3 separate regions of the Homo sapiens genome follow, and all the other regions are linked to region 1. The links are chromatin contacts, found by Hi-C in ENCODE. All regions are on one chromosome and are shown on one strand. The core of a region is the stretch at or near the end of the contact, and the rest is flanking DNA. Distances in the headings are between cores, read along the strand shown. Region 1 has its middle 14 kb from the start of SPACA5. Region 2 holds the start of ZNF157 (zinc finger protein 157). Region 3 overlaps LOC124905183 (a long non-coding RNA gene).

Region 1 (3,704 bases), core at 874-3,373:
AGCAGATTTTAGCAAAAGGAAGACATTTACATACGTATATATTTATATGTGTATGTAAATATAAAGAGAAAGAACAAGGGGGAGAGAGAGGTGTATAGGTGGAAATTAACCAAATTCATCAGAAATTGGTTATTTGGAATGAGTGGTGATATGAGATTATAAGTGAATTCCCCCTTTCAGATTGTATATTCCTCAAGAGTTTGGATTTTTGGTGTGCCACTTCTAAATCACTTCTGTAGGAAGAGAAAAAAATGACAAAATAATATAGACTTTCTTAAAAAGGGCAGAAGGGAAAGTACTGAACATGCTTAGGGACATCATGAATTCTGAGCCTAAAAAGGAAAAGGGCAGACCTTTGGGTTGCTCAGGCTGTTCTGAAACCCCAGATGTGGAAAAACTACATATAGATCAGAAAAGAATTTGAAGGGCATGAGGTTTACTGATTCTTCCTGATGATCAAGGTCCATATATTGAGCCAGAACATAAGAGCTATTTGTGCAGACATGGCTTTGATTTCCTGAAGAGTCACATATTTTTAGTTCTGCTTTAGCAGGACACCTTTGGTTGACATGCAGACATATTTTAAGTCACAGCAGAGCAATCCTATCTCTGTATTTATCACAAGATTGCTGATAAGGGACTTGGCTGACGCATCAGAGAACTGTCTTATCAAAGAAATCTTTGCTTCTGAGGAAGTGGCTTACTTTCTCTGTATGGGTGAGATAAATAAAGCAAATGAGCTTTTTTCCCCCTCTATGTTGTGGCTTCTAGGAAGCTCAGAAAAATAACTGTAGCTCAACATAATTATGTAGAATCCTATGATCTACATATAGACATTTCAACCTGGCCTTGGTTTTGCTCTACTTCCCTATTCCATTTTATGTGTTTATATGTATCCATTTTATGGTATTAATAATAGTATAATAATAATATTAAACTCATATATAAGACTTACGTATGTGCTAGGCATTGTTGTAAACACTTATATTGACTCAATTGATCTACACAACAACCATACAAGGCAGGTATTATTATTATTATCATTAACATCATCATCCCTATTTTACAGTTAGAGAAACTAAGGCACAAAGAGGTTAAATGACGACTCTGTCCGCAGACCACCAGCCCTCTCACTTCCGTTCGATGTAAACTCTCTGCCCCGCCTCATACCCTGCTCTGATGTTAAGATCCGAATGCTTATTCAGGCAAGGTCCCCTTGTGTTTCCAAAATCAGTCACAACTTCCTCTGACAGCCACCTTTTTCCGACCTTTATCCTGCATTAATTAGGTACTGCCAGTCACTATACTTGCTCATGCGCAGTACCGTTCCCAAAGCCGTCGGTGCTAGCAGCCAAAGTTGTTCTGTGGTTTTCTTTAATTTAATGATTAAATTTTTTTAATTGTACATATTTGTAGGGTGCAGAGTGGTATTTCAATACATGCATACAATGTGTAATGATCAAATCAGGGTAATTAGCATGTGCATCACCTCAAATATTTATCATTTCTTTGCGTTGGGAATATTCAAAATCCTCTCTTCTAGGTATTTGAAAATGTACAATAAATTATTGCTAACTATAGTTATTAAGCAGTGCTATAGAACACCAAAACTTTTTTGTTCCTTAACTGCAATGATTGTACGTATTTGGCTGGCAAGAAAAATGGCCGTGCCAGTAAACCAGCTTGTCAAGGGAGCAGGCATCTTTACAGCCCTTACCATTCCGTACAGGAGAGTAATATGCCTTTTAAAGTTTGGAAAAGATAGAACTCCGAGAGGACTTTGAAAACTTGGCGATAAAAGTGGGGCCCTTTGTGCAAAGCTAGTGACGGGCAAATTATGGGCGTGTTTGGGGGGGTTTCAAGAGAACGGGTATGTAAAAATGTTGAGTTCAGGACCACAGACCCCTCCGCCGGGAGATACCACTGCGGAGACGGGGGACGCCTGAAATGGTACGGACATCCCTGGTACCTATTACCGGGGAAAAAGGATGCAGAGCCGGTGATAATACATTCCTCCACCGGTCAGTATCAGTGGGGAGATGGGGAGAACGTGTGGAGCTGGTACTCCTCTCAAGAAAATAACAGTAGGGAGATAGATACTATTAAGCTAGCGGTGGCGAAGGCTCAGGTTGGTACAGTCCGTTGTGGGAGATACCACTGGTGCAAATAGGGAGGTGTGGTACAATCTGCCCACGGAGAAAGAAACGTGAAGAAAGTGACATTGGTAAACATAGGCGCAGGGAGAGTTGGAGACATAAGCCCAGGGATAAAGGGGCCCAGGTGAGGTGGAATATTAGTCGGAGACTAGGTGAGAAGACAGATCTGATCGCGACCCCGCCAGGACTACATTCCATCCTCCTCCTGGGAAACTGTTGCAGAGAGATTTGAGAGGGCGGAGATTCCAGGGTCCCAGTCCTATGAGGCCTCCCTGAGGCCTAGGGGAATAAACAGGAGACAGACAGTGATCAGGTTCCGGACCTCAAACACTCTCCCCTATTAATCATATTCTACCAATTGATCACCTGAAAGAAAATGCACAGGTGAGCCCTTTCAGCTTATTGCAATAGGGAAAACTTTTCTTAATGAGGAACATCCCAAAGACAAGGAAAGAGACCTCGGGTTGTATAGAGGCAGGTAAGCAAAAGAGTCATCCTTGAGTCATCAATCAGGACAGATAGAGATAGGTCTTATCTCAGAATGTGTAAATACATTAGGGACTACTATAGACTGAATTGCGCCCCTTCCCCCCCCCCCCCCCCATTCATACGTTGAAGCCCAAACTGTCAATGTGATGGTATTTGAGGATGGGGCCTTTGGGAGGTAATTAAGGCTATATGAGGTCATGAGGGTGGGGCCTTGGTCTAATGGGATTAGTGCCCTTATAAAAACAGACGTCCAAGAGTTTGCTCACTCTCTCTCCATTTGCACAAAAAAGAGGTGATGTGAAAACACAGTAAGAAGGCAGTTGTCTGCAAGCCTTATGGCTTTCTTTATAGAGAACCCTCACCAGGAACCAAATCAGCTGGCCCCTTCATCTTGGACTTCTCCCAGCCTCCAGAACTATGCCAAATAAACTTCTGGTTTAACCCGTCCAGTCTGTGGCATTTTATTATGGCAGCCCAAGCAGGTAATCCAGGGACTTTTGCAGTTAGCCCTTTGCTGGAACCCCAAAGGGAGCCAGGGGCTGTGAGAATTTTGTAACCATGACTGCTTTCCAGGAGCACAGGACCCACTCAGATATAAAGTAACAGCATCACTCCCCTTCCAGCTCACTCTGCCCCTCATGGCTCCTACTCCTTCCCACTCTACCAATCATTAACATGTATTCTCTCCCACGGTGCCCCCAATTTCCCGCCATTCAGTCACACTGCCATTTTCTTTCATTCATTCTGCTTCATGGCCACCATTCACGCATCTTGTACCCCATATAAACACCTTTCTTTTTATTGTGGTAAAATACACATAACATGAAACTTACTATTTTAACTATTTTACATTGCACAATTCAGTGCCATTTAGGACATTCACAGTATTGTGCAACCATTACCACTATTTAATTCCAGGCTGTCTTCACCACCCCAAAAGGAAACCTCATCCCCATTAAACAATCATTCCCTATTCCCCTTTCCCCCCAGCCCCTGGCTACCACTTAATCTGCTTTCTGGTGCTATAGATTTGCCTATTATGGATATTTCATATAAGTA
Region 2 (3,704 bases), core at 738-3,237, 650 kb before region 1:
TTTTCCTGCCTCAGCCTCCTGAGTAGCTGGGATTACAGGTGTGTGCCACCATGTCCAGCTAATTTTTGTGTTTTTAGTAGACACGGGGTTTCACCATCGTCTTGAACTCCTGACCTGCTGACCTCAGGTGATCAGCCTGCCTTGGCCTACCAAAGTGCTGGGATTACAGGCGTGAGCCGCCTCCTCTGGCCTCTTTTTTTTTTCTTTAATAGAAACAAAGTGTCACTCTGTCATCCAGGCTGGAGTGTAGTGGAGTGATCTCAATGCACTGCAACTCTGTGTGTGTGTTTTTGTTTGTTTGTTTGTTTTTTAAGGATACTGGGTTTTGCCATGTTGTCCAGGTTAGTTTTGAACACCTGGGCTCAAGGGATCCTCTTGCTTTGGCCTCCCAAAGTGTTGGGATTAAAGCCGTGAGCCACTGCACCTGGCCTGATTATTTATTTCTTTTCTCTTCTTTTCTCCTTTCTTCCCTCCTTCCTTCCTTCCTTCCTTCCATCCTTCCTTCCTCTCTTTCTTTCTTTCTTTCTTTCTTTCTTTCTTTCTTTCTTTCTTTCTTTCTTTCTTTCTTTCTCTCTTTCTCTCTTTCTTTTTCTTTCTCTTTTAGAGACAAAGTCTTGCTCTGTCACCCAGGCTGGAGTGCAGTGGCGCCATCAGAGGTCACTGCAGCCTCAACCTCTCAGGCTTCTTAAGCTATCCTTCTGCTTCAGCTTCCTTAGTAGCTGGCACTACAGGTGTGGACCACCACACTCGGATTATTTTATTTCTTGTAAAGACAGCGTCTCACTTTGTTGCCAAGGCTGGTTTCGAACTCCTGGACTCAAGCAACCCTCCTGTCTTGGCCTCCCAAAGTTCTGAGATTACAGGCATGAGCCACTGTGCCCAGCCCACTCTATTTCATCTTCTCTTGTGTGAGCTAGAGCCCACAAAACAATTTTGGGTTATAGCAGACAGTACTAATTTTGTGGCAATAGCTTCATCATTTTACTTTTTAGCATGGTGTTTCAGAGTTATGTTTCATAATTGATTTTTGTGGCACTTAAGTTATTTACTTTTTCCATGATTTTAGTTTGAGCTTATATTAGTAATGGCTGCTGAATTGCGTTGGATGCTTTTTTGGTGTAAGTTAACAGCAGAGTGTTTCCCTCTGTAATTTGTTGATGTAATACATAACATTAGGCCTGGTGCAGTGGCTCACACCTGTAATCCCAGCACTTTGGGAGGCCAAGGCGGGAGGATCACTTGAGGTCAGGAGTTCGAGACCAGCCTGACCAACATAGTGAAAACCCGTCTCTACTAAAAATACAAACATTAGCTGGGCGTGGTGGCGGGCGCCTGTAATCCCAGCCACTAGGGAGGCTGAGGCAGGAGAATCCCTTGAACCTGGGAGGCGGAGGTTGCTGTGAGCTGAGATCGCACCATTCCACTGCAGCCTGGGTGACAAGAGTGAAACTCCATCTCAAAAAAAAAAAAAAAAAAAAGAAAAAATACATAACATTATTAAGATTGAACCATTTTTTTCTGGAAAGAAGAGGCTAAAAGCTTCCCAGTAAAAGAATTTAAGAGGGATATTTCATCTAAGAGTGGAAAAAAACAAAAGACGGCAGAAGAAAGGACCAGCCGATTTCCTTTCATTTAGATTATCAGCTTTCCAGGTTTCCTGCCCTCACAGTCACCCACCAGGTCCCCTTGAACCTGCCCACCCCATGGGCCTTAAGCACCCTTAAGCACTGCCCCAGTTCTACTTCTCCTAAACCCAGATCTGCCTTGAACTTGAACTGAGGTGTAGGCTGGCTGAGTAGCGAGTGAAGCACCTGGTAGAGCCACTCAAGAAGGGACCCCAAGCTCATTAATTTGGCCCCAAATTTGATCATTTTGTAATCCACCTTGACTCATGCTCTGGGGATGCTGAACATTGTGGCGTGAATGTGGGATGACACTGATGATATGGATACTGTCCTTTTAGGATTTCTTGGTGTCTCTGTGGAGCCATTGAGCCTTACCCCTTACTGGAGGCTGCAGGACCCTCTACACACAGACAGCTGTCCAGCACGGAAGGTGGGCTGAGGCCCAGGGTGAACATGCCAGCTAATGGGACATCACCCCAGAGATTCCCTGCCCTGATTCCAGGAGAACCTGGCAGATCTTTTGAGGTAAGGAGGAGGATCCTATTTTTTTCTATATGTTCTTTATTTTTTTATTTATTTTTAGTTAAATTTATATTTTGAGATAATTGTAGATTCAAATGCAATGTACCATTTACCTAGTTTTTGTCCCCAGTAGTAACATCTCGTAATACCCAGGATATTGACATGCAGAGCATTTCCATCCCCACAAGGATCCCCCATGTTGTCATTAAATAGACACAACCACTTCACTTCCTCCATCACTCCCCTCTTAACCCTGGGGCACCACCAATCTGTTCTCCAATACTATAATTTTTTCATTTCAAGAATGTTGTGGCTGGACGTGGTGGCTCACGCCTGTCACCTGTAATCCCAGCACTTTGGGAGGCCGAGGCGGGTGGATCACTTGCGGCCAGGAGTTTGAGACCAGCCTGGCCAACATAGTGAAACCCTGTTTGTACTAAAAATACAAAAATTAACCAGGTGTTGTGGCACGCACCTGTACTCCCAGCTACTCGGGAGGTTGAGACCGGAAAATCGCTTGAACCTGGAGGCGGAGGTTGCAGTAAGCCAAGATCGTGCCACTGCACTCTGCCTGGGTGACAGAGTGAGACCCTGTCTCAAAAAAAAAAAAAAGTTTTATTTGCCGGGCATGGCAGCTCATGCCTGTAATCCCAGCTCTTAGGGAGGCAGAAGCAGGAGGATAGTTTGAGCCTAGGAGTTTGAGACCTGCCTGGGCAATATAGTGAGACCCTGTTCTCCACAAAAAGGAAAAAAAGGACAAAAAAGAGAGACTGTTATATTAATCAGATTGTACAGTATGTACCTTTTGGGACTGGCTTTCGTCATTCAGCAAAATTCTGTGGAGATATCAATAGCTAACAGTATATCAATAGTTCATTCATTTTTTTTGAGACAGAGTCTTGCCCTGTCACCCAGGCTGGACTGCAATGGCGTGATCTTGGCTCACTGCAACCTCTGCTTCCCGGGTTCAAGCTATTCTCCTGCCTCAGCCTCCCGAGTAGCTGGTATTACAAGTGCGTGCCACCACACCTGGCTAATTTTTTGTATCTTTAGTAGAGACGGGGTTTCACCATGTTGGCCAGGCTGGTCTTGAACTCCTGACCTCGTGATCCACCTGCCTCAGCCTCCCAAAGTGCTGGGATTACAGGCGTAAGCCACCGTGCCCTGCCCATTCCTTTTATTGCTGATACTTTTCCATCGCATGGATGTACCAAACAGTATAACCATTCACTGGTTGAAAGACATCTTGGTTGTTTCTAGTTGTTGGATATTATGAATAAAGATCCTATAATAGTTTGTGTAAGGTTTTTGTAGGGGTGTGATACTGTGAAATATATAATTGGTCTTTCCTGGCAAACAACTCCTAATATCCTCGGAATCTCTAAAGTACTAAAGTGTCTTTTTGTATGCTAATGAGTTGACTGATGCCTGGCAGTCCCTAGGCAGCTTCCGAATGGGGCTGGTCACCAGAAAGACTAAGGTAGGTTTAGAGGGTTGGGACCCTCCAACCACCTGGGAGGGGAGAGGGTGCTGAGAGTCAAGTCGATCCACAAGGGC
Region 3 (3,704 bases), core at 351-2,850, 520 kb before region 1:
GGAGTTGCTCTCTCTCCTAGGTGGGAGGGGGAAGGGTCAGAAAATTTCTGAAGGCAGGTTTTGGGTGAATCAAGAACGTTCAAAGTTTGCATTGCTCGCTCCTCCAAGTGGAAGAAAAATAGTTAAATCAGTTCCCAGGGCTGGAGCAAGGCTTTAGATAAACCAGAGGTGGAGAAAGAGTAAAAAACATTCCCCCCAAACAAGAAAACCACTCTAGCCTTTTCTACAGCTTAGTAGCTGCCTCTGCAACTCAAAGCCCTCCTTACACTGCAACCTTCATCTCCAGCAGCTGTAATGTTAACCTTGTAAATGCGGTGTGGAAACTAAAGCAACTCCATCTTGGATGCTAATCCACGATGTTGACTTCAGATTAACTCCAGTGCCAGGAAGGCCTCTCAGATTTCCAGTCTAGCTATCTTTCCTTGTGTAAGAGCACATACTTACCACAAATCCTGCCCTTAGGTCTAAATAACCTCAATGTGATCGTTCTTCAATTCTACACATCACTTCTGAATCACCCCTTCCCTATGGTATATAAGCCCTGAGTCTGGGGTTGATGGCACAGGGATCCACTTTCTCCTCTTACCGCTACCTGAGACGCAGACATGGCTTCTGTTTGCAAGTCCCTATTAAATGTTTCCTTCTAAGAAATTGGATATGTCAGCCTCTTTCTTTGGCCTCTCAGCTTCCTGGGACTTTGGGGGTAGTTTTGTATAGACCTGCTCACTGTGGAACATGCTGATTTTACAGCTAGGGGTTTGGGGAAAACAGAGGGGAATGTTTATTCAAAGGCTTTGTATTTTGTGGCTGTCGCATCTGGGTGTATGATAAAATTTAATGTAAAATGTTATCTGCTTTATTTCATCAACATTAGACAAATCATCCTAATAGGGAAAGCTGCAAAGAAAAAAAAACAGTGTTTGTGGAATCAGAGCTCCCTTGCTTTTTGCTGCCTGTGGGTGGATTGCAATTTAAACTCTTTGAGGATTGGAAACAGAACAAGTCTCCATAACCACTGATTTTTGCCCATTGGAGCCTCTGGAAAAAGGGAGAGAACATAAAAAGAGAGGCAATCTCCGGGTAGAAACATGCTTTGGGAGTTTTCAAAAACAGCTTTTAGTTTGCTAATGTGCTCTTGCTGCCATGAACTGCCTGACCCATAGAGGCTAATGGTTTTCAGCCTGCTGTGCATATGTTTGAGTAGGTCTATTTGGCCTCTAAAATGAACAAGATAAAAAGGACTTTTAGAAAAGTCTTGTTTGTCACTTGGGCTTGGTATACAGCTGTCTGGCTCTTCCTTGTATCAGCTTTGCTGCTACTGAAGGAAAGCCAGGGGCTTTTTAAAAATCCCAGATTCACAGATCCTAATTGCCTGTGCCTGCCTCTGAGCTGAAACTTGATGCTGTCTTCTGCAGCTGTTTCGGCCTTGCGGTGAGCTGTGCGGAACTGAAGGCTCATCTCAAAGAACAGGACTCAGATTCTGAATTGTTGCCCATTTAAGACAGCCTCTGTGGGGCTATAAATGACGAAAATACAGATGCTGACCGGATTGTCTGGGTCACATAAAAATGCCAACAGGAAAGGGTGTGGTCTCATGAAACCATCTAAAATTGGGTGGCTGAATGGCTCTAGATTTCTGATACAGAGACTAATTGCATTCTTAACTTGTGATTTCTCTTGAAAGCTTCAGGTTGGGGACGGACACATAACAGAGAATGTGACCCCTTCACCTACTTCACACAGATTGGACTGGTGCCCCTCTTTGAGATGTCTCATTGCTGTTGACTTGTTGCATCATTCAGCTTTCAGGATTAGATGCAGTTTGTGCCAATGGACTGATAGCCTGACTCTATTTCCCTCACCTTTCTTTTCTTTCTTTCTTTCTTTCTTTCTTTCTTTCTTTCTTTCTTTCTTTCTTTTTTTCTTTTTTTTTTTTTTTTTTAGACAGGGTCTCACTCTGTCACCCAGGATGGAGTGCAGTGGCACGATCATGGCTCACTGCAGCCTTGATCTCCCGGGCTCAGGTGATCCTCCTACCTCAGCCTCCCAAGTAGCTGGGACTACAGGCTCCTGCCACCCAGATAATTTTTTTTTTAAGAGATGGGGTTTCGCCATGTTTCCCAGGCTGGTCTCGAACTCCTGAGCTCAAGCAGTCCGCCCACCTTGGCCTCCCAAAGTGCTGGAATTACAGGCGTGAGCCACTGAGCCCAGCCTACTACCCTCACCTTTCTCCTAGTGCACACATCTTAGTGAAACAGTTTGATTATTCAGTGCAGCTGTCCCCAGCAAGAGATTGATTTTTTTTTCCCTAGGCTGCTCACTGGGTAAATGATGAGGAGGAAAGGAATGGGAAGTTAATGGAAACCCATTTTGAAAAAATTGGAAAGTTCCGGATTCTTCCTGACCTATTTCTGGACATGATATGTCTTTCTGGTTAAATTGCATAAAAATATTTTCCTGGAAAAATGTTTCTTTCCTTCTAGCATATAACCCTTCCAGACAAATGGTCTGGATGAGAGTAAAATGATTGGGAAATATGAAGTCATATTTCTTCAGTAAGTCATGAAGTCTTACTGAATGAGACTCACTGATTTTGTAACAATGGAGAAAAAAGAAAAGCCTATGGAGGTGCCGGGGTGTAGAGAGTGTATTAATGATCTTTGTTTTTTCAGAACTGCTCCTGGCAGCTTTCCCCTCTTTCTGTAGAAGAATGCCCCATGTTTCATTTCCAAGCTGCTGTGAGTGCTTTGAATGTAAATTGGCTGCTGAGCCTCTGATCACCCCTGACAGCACTGACTATGACACAGCAGGGGTGGCACCTGCTCCTGTGATTTGCCGGCAGAACACCTGCAGATGCCATCCACACACATGAGAGGGATGAACTGATGTCACGGATAAGCAAAACTGAGGGAACCTGACTACCTCTGGGCAGTCCCGCTGAAACCAAGGACCAAACTGAATTATTTGGATTAGACTCGGTGGGAGTTTTCCCCGTGGGAGGCCACACTGGGAACCCTGTTAACCTGCCCTGTCTGACTAATGTATGCCCTGCTCGGGGTACCTGAACAATTGTAAACTCTTGGTTTCCAGGGCTATCACGTGTTCCCTCTGGGATTGTACTTGCATGTGCACCCTAACTGTCCTGACACTGCCTCAGCCTGGAAGACATTGACATCAGCTTCAGTTTACTGGCCAGAGTGGTGCTGAGCCTGAATTGATGTGGCAGGCTGGGCAAAAAGGGGATAATACAGAAATTTAAGGAAGAAGCCCCCTGACTTTCAAAGATGAACTTTTCTGGTTAATGGATTTTTTTTTCTTTGTGTGTGTGTGTGTGTGTGTGTGTGTGTGTGTGTGTGTGTATTTTGAGACAGTGTCTCACTCTGTTGCCCAGGCTTTAGTGTAGTGGTGTGATCAGCTCACTGCAGCCTCAAACTCCTGGGCTCAAGTGATCCTCCCACCTCAGCCTCCCAAGTAGCTGGGACTACAGGCGCATGCCACCATGCCCAGCTGAATTAAAAAAAAATTTTTTTTTGTAGAGATGGGGGGTGTATTAGGGTTCCCTTAGAGGGACATAACTAATAGGATATATGTGTATATATATAGGCTGTCTGCAAGCTGAGGAACAAGGAAAGCCAGTCTCAATCCCAAAACTGAAGAACTTAGAGTCCGATGTTCAAGGGAAGGAAGCATCCAGCACAGGAGAA

What was found. A loop is a pair of places that touch in the nucleus more often than their neighbours do. Pooled maps may share reads with other maps.
Region 2: a map of CD4-positive, alpha-beta T cell shows a loop between it and region 1 (9-fold over the local background). The contact joins the promoter of ZNF157 here to the enhancer-like site in region 1. A Hi-C loop is called at or near these places in 2 of 168 maps with a recorded cell type or tissue (CD4-positive, alpha-beta T cell and CD8-positive, alpha-beta T cell), 1 of 37 single-sample maps with no recorded cell type and 15 of 50 pooled maps.
Region 3: a loop to region 1 is called in a map of CD4-positive, alpha-beta T cell, with 4 times the contacts of the local background. The contact joins two enhancer-like sites. A Hi-C loop is called at or near these places in 7 of 168 maps with a recorded cell type or tissue (A673, CD4-positive, alpha-beta T cell, Calu3 and 4 more), 11 of 37 single-sample maps with no recorded cell type and 15 of 50 pooled maps.

Annotation. Positions count from the first base shown.
Region 1 is chrX:48,019,413-48,023,116 of GRCh38, forward strand. No RefSeq gene overlaps it. Among named protein-coding and RNA genes, the nearest start is that of SPACA5, 14 kb to the left of the region's middle. RefSeq lists a silencer at 1,668-1,717. Within about 2 kb of position 2,124, at least 38 of the 41 ENCODE cell types and tissues checked have a DNase peak (open chromatin) inside an H3K27ac peak, as active enhancers do; they include CD4-positive, alpha-beta T cell and CD8-positive, alpha-beta T cell, where a contact is called at or near this core.
Region 2 is chrX:47,368,591-47,372,294 of GRCh38, forward strand. ZNF157 (zinc finger protein 157) reads left to right here and starts at 1,988. Exons shown (of 4, transcript NM_003446.4): 1 at 1,988-2,150. The coding sequence starts at 2,079.
Region 3 is chrX:47,500,256-47,503,959 of GRCh38, forward strand. All of the region lies in intron 1 of LOC124905183 (a long non-coding RNA gene), which reads right to left. Among named protein-coding and RNA genes, the nearest start is that of ZNF41, 19 kb to the left of the region's middle. Within about 2 kb of position 1,601, at least 3 of the 41 ENCODE cell types and tissues checked have a DNase peak (open chromatin) inside an H3K27ac peak, as active enhancers do.